Regions from separate parts of the Homo sapiens genome. Here region 1 is linked to region 2. The links are chromatin loops, found by intact Hi-C in ENCODE. Cell type or tissue: psoas muscle. All regions are shown on one strand.

What was found. Hi-C counts contacts between places; a loop is a spot of excess contacts. Peaks named below come from ENCODE experiments on the same cell type or tissue, not always from the same donor. Only the 100,000 strongest peaks of a DNase experiment are listed, where the experiment ranks them.
Region 1: it touches region 2 in a loop (3-fold over the local background); 7 of 110 quality-filtered maps call a loop at or near these places.

What each region holds. Positions count from the first base shown.
Region 1 is chr11:130,301,269-130,303,768 of GRCh38, forward strand. All of the region lies in intron 1 of ZBTB44 (zinc finger and BTB domain containing 44), which reads right to left. Among named protein-coding and RNA genes, the nearest start is that of ZBTB44, 12 kb to the right of the region's middle. In psoas muscle, no CTCF peak of the experiment used is centred here; no DNase peak of the experiment used is centred here; H3K4me3 peaks cover 68 bases; H3K27ac peaks cover 295 bases.
Region 2 is chr11:130,368,518-130,371,017 of GRCh38, forward strand. It overlaps ZBTB44-DT (ZBTB44 divergent transcript), which reads left to right. Exons shown (of 7, transcript NR_148980.1): 2 at 377-525. Among named protein-coding and RNA genes, the nearest start is that of ZBTB44-DT, 55 kb to the left of the region's middle. RefSeq lists an enhancer at 2,380-2,500. In psoas muscle, a CTCF peak has its summit at 1,085; DNase peaks (open chromatin) are centred at 704 and 994; H3K4me3 peaks cover 475 bases; H3K27ac peaks cover 1,323 bases.

The DNA of each region.
Region 1 (2,500 bases), 67 kb before region 2:
TTTGGCTTTACTCCTCTTTCAAGTTTTAAGAGGCAGACTCCTGAGAGAAAAGATGATGAAGTAGAATTTTTAAGAAAATGAAACATGAAAAATAACACGTGGAGGCCGAGTATGCTGGCTCATGCCTTTAATCCCACCACTTTGGGAGGCCAAGGCAAGCAGATCACGTGAGCTTAAGAGTTCAAGACCAGCCTGGGCAACATGGTAAGATCACGTAGATGCGGGCATCTACAAAAAATATAATAATCCGCTGCGTGTGGTGGTGTGCATCTGTGGTCCCAGCTACTTGGGAGGCTGAGTTGGGAAGATGGCTTGAGCCTAGGAGGCAGAGACTTCAGGGAGCAGAGACTGTGCCATTGCACTCCAGCCTGGGCAATTGAGCCAGATTCTGTCTCAAATAAATAAATAAATGTGGAGAAAAAAGTAGAAGGATGTATGATAAGAGGCACTGAAGACCCAACTGCTTTGAACCATTTTATATTAAAAGTAGTAACAATAGGCAAGGTGCAGTGGCTCATGCCTGTGATTTCAGCACTGTGAGAGGCTGAGTTGGGCAGGCTGCTTGAGCCCAGGAGTTTGAGACCAGCCAATGCAACATGGCAAAACCCCATCTCTAGTACAAAAATTAGATGGGAGTGGTGGAGTGCACCTGTAGTCCCAGTCACTCAGGAGGCTAAGGTGGGAGGATCTCTTGAACCCGGTGAGCCCAGGAGATCGAGGCCATAATGAGCCACGATCACACCACTGCACTCCAGCCTAGGCGACAGAGGGAGACCCTGTCTCAAAAAAAAAAAAAAAAGTAATAATAATCATTAGTTTATAGTTAATACTTACATAGTACCCAATATGTGCCAAGTATTGTTCTAAGTACGCTTTACATATTATGTAACTTAATTTTCACATAAACTTTTGTGATAGCTATCACCAGGTATCTTCATTTACCAGTGAGGAAAAGGCAGCATAGACAAGTTAAGGAACTAGCCACACAACAGGTAACAGAGTCAAGAGTTGAACCCAGCTAGCATGCTAACTGGTGCTCCTTACACTATGCTATACTGCCTCTCAAAGTGAAGTTAGGTAAAACTAGTGGCGGAAAGTAGAAAGAAGGAAAAAACAATACCAAGTGGACACAAAGACAAAGAGAAGCACTGATTCCTGTAAATAAAAATAATTCTCTTGGAAGAATGGGTTAGTTTTATACAGCATGTGAAGTGCACCAAAGACAAAAGAAACCGTCCTGATTCAGTAATGGAAAGCCACAAAAAGGAAATGAGCAGTGGGAAGGTCCAAAGCAGAAAGTAAGAAGAGCAAAGAGCCAAAGAAAAAGTAAAACCCAGGAAAAATGTAAAAAGGAGAAAAAGCTGTAAGTAGAAGAAACACATACACACAACAGTAACCACCACCAGTAAAAAAGTGAAATGAGGGCCGGGCGTGATGGCTCACGCCTGTAATCCCAACACTTTGGGAGGCTGAGGCAGGTGATCACCTGAGGTCAGGAGTTCGAGATCAGCCTGCCTGACATGGTGAAACCCCGTCTCTACTTAAAAAATACAAAAACCTGCTGGGTGTGGTGGTGCGCACCTGTAATCCCAGCTACTCGGGAGGCTGAGGCGGGAGAATCTCTTGAACCTGGAAAGTGCAGGTTGCAGGGAGCCAAGATCACACCATTGCGCTCCAGCCTGGGGGACCAGAGTGAAACTCCATCACACACACCCACACATACACAAAAGTGAAATTAAAGCAAAGTAAGTAAATCTAAGTCCCTGAAAAACTTATTCTTTATTTTCTTATCAAAGAGCACGATTATTTAATAAAATACACTATTGGATATGCTTATCTGCCAAGAATAGGCAAGGATCAGATACCTAACAGGTTAAGATTGGAATAAAAGAAAATAATTTTTAAAAGGAATCATCTAAAGTTGTTTCAGAAGCTAGAGGGTAGTAGTTCCACAAAAACTAGATTCCAGAGACTCACAGTCTTAGTTACACGTTGCCAAGATGTTTGTAGTTATGCTGAGTGCGTAAAAAACTATCAAAACCAAATCAATAGCAAATCACTTCAGCATTAAAAAATACATACCAAGGCCGGGCACAGTGGCTCACACGTTTAATCCCGGCACTTTAGGAGGCCGAGGTGGGTGGATCACCTGAGGCTGGGAGTTCAAGACCAGCCTGACCAACATGGAGAAACCCTGTCTCTACTAAAAATACAAACTTAGCTGGGCGTGGTGGCGCATGCCTGTAATCCCAGCTACTCGGGAGGCTGAGGCAGGAAAATTGCTTGAAGCTGGGAGGTGGAGGTTGTGGTGAGCCAAGATGGCGCCATTGCACTCCGGCCTGGGCAACAAGAGCGAAACTCCATCTCAAAAAAACCAAAACCAAAACAAAAAAACCCAAAAAAACACCCCCCAAAAAATATCATTTAATACCTGTAGAAGGATAGCAATATCCTGAAGTAAAAGAATATCAAAATTGTAAAAAGGCCAGGTATCAAACAT
Region 2 (2,500 bases):
TTCAAACCTATTATCATTACCAGGAATGTCATCAGTAGAACACAACTTTTAGATAGTTTGGCAGAGGTATTATATTCGTAAATAAAAGTAAATATGTCTGTGTGGGTGCACTTGTGTATGCATGTGTGATGTTTTGCAATCTCCTTGAGGGCAGCAGAAACAATGATGAAACGTACAAGCATAATCCCAGAAATTGACAAAGCACATTCCCTCACATCTTTCATGTCTGCGTTCATATACCATCTTCTCAGAAAGCCTTTCCCTGACCACCACTAGAAAGTAACTCACCTGAATTTTTGTCTGTTTTGTCCACTCTTGCACTCTCTTTCATCCTAGCTCTTACTGTATTTTTTCCTTTTTTGCAATTGCTTACTAGATGGTGAGCTCCTTAGAGGGAAGTATAGTACATATTTCCTCCATGTCTCCAGTACCCAACACAGTGCCTGACGTTGAGAGGGCTCTTAATAAGTGTTTGTGAAAGACTGGTAGAGCAATGCCCTATGAAACAAGAAGCTGGATAACACTGTAAGTATTTCTTTGGTTTGGGGGAATTGGAGTCTAAAGGGCATGCTTTGTTTTCCGGTTGGGTGGGCTGGTGTACTGCTGGGTGTTTTTGGTAAATGTGAAGATTTCCTCCTGCCTAGTTAGCCTGCACTCTGCATGCATGCCATACACAAGGCAGCTGGCTCACCACAGTGGACTGTGACAGTTCACAGCTCCCTGCCAGCCAGTTAGACTGTCCCATCAATCTGTCCCAGAAGCTCCCACACCCTCTCATCTGACAGTAATTCAATCCTTTCCTTGGATTTCTCTGATCACCCGCCCTGTGTTCTTCTCTCTCCTGTCCCTTGCTGTCTGAGCTGCTCAGACTTCAGCAGCCATATGGACTAAAGCAAAAGTGAGTTCATCCACAGAGCATGTGCTTGGGCAGCCAAGTCCTCCAGGTTTGAATAAAATGACCCAACGCATTTGGTATTCACTGGGCAGTCACACAGGGACATGTCCATTCTAGGATGTCCCTCATAAAGGCCAGATGCTGCCTCAGCCAGATTCGCCTAAGTTCTTTGATTGGGACTCCTGGTGGCAGGCATGGGAGGTCAAACTCCTTCCACTTTCCCGTCCTATCCGCGCCTCCCAATTCCTCATTCTCCTAACCACTGGTTTTGCCTTAATGATGAATTCCAACAAGAATTCCCATTCCCAATTCCATTTGGATTCTTCCCAAAGTGAAATCCCTCACCTGGTCTATAGCTGCAAATTGAAAAGACTCAAATTATGGCTTTTATAGACAACGTACTACTGTATTTCTTGGGGGCAAAGAACTGGCACTGGCTAATGAGTTATATTCCAATGTACAATGCCCTCTGATTGTGTATTATATATTAGCACTCTGGGATTGAAAGAGACAATTGTGTCGTGTTTGCCCATTAATCGGGAATACTCATCTCAGCTGCGCTGTGTTGCATGCCAGCCAAACTTGTCATTCTCATACCCAACAGCTTTTAATTGTTGTGTTGCCCTTTCATGGTAACCTTTCTCAGAGTTTGGAGAGCAAAAACAGAGTCCTACCTAAATATCAGCTCCTTCCCACTCTGAGAAAAAAAAAGAATCCATTTAGATGGAAAGGATTTGGGTTTTCTCATTCCCAGAGGCTGACAATGCTTCAGCGATTTCCAGTACCCAGCAAGTCTAAATGCTAGCTATGGGATTGCTTCTTCTAGTAAAGTTAGGAAATATATCATACAAGAAAAGGGCTCCCATGACCTCACAGTAAGCTGGAGACTAAAATAGAAGAAATGCCTTAAAAATCATTGTCGAGACCCAATTCAATGCAAGTAACAGAAAAATCTAAATCAAACTGTCTTAGGTGAACATTTTTATTCACTCATATAACTGAAAAGACCCGGGATAGTAGTGCTTCAGCCTATCTAGATTCAGGGCTTGAAAATCTCTTCAAGACTTGGTCCCATCCTTGCCACATGTTTGCTCTTCTGTTGCCATATAAACTTCTGGTCAAGGGAGCTTTATTCTCCTTCTTGCCCATCTTGTGGCAAGATTGCGGCCAGCAGGTCAGTGGCAGGCTCTGAGCTCTAGTGGAAGTCCCAAGATTGAGTCTCACTGGACTAGTTTGGCTCATGGTTCTTGTTCTGAGCCAATCACGTTGCCCACGGGGAATGGAGCCTGAAAATTGGCCAGACGTAGGTCACTCTTGCCCCTAGACATGGAAGGGTTAAATCCATCCACCCAAACCACGAAAACTGCAATGAGAGGTGGTGGTGGTTCTCCAGGAAAATCCACGGGCTGTTACCAGAAAAATGGGGAACAGATGCTGAACAAGCAAGAAAAACAGAGGTACTGTCTCTTCATCTCAGCTTCAAGAATGAAGGTTGAATGTGTTTGTAGGTTGGTAATGTAAGTTAATGTCTTCTCCCAGAACCCTGTCCAGAATAAAGAGTACCGTTTACTGAGTGCTGGGCCCTGTGCCCAGTGTGGTACGTCC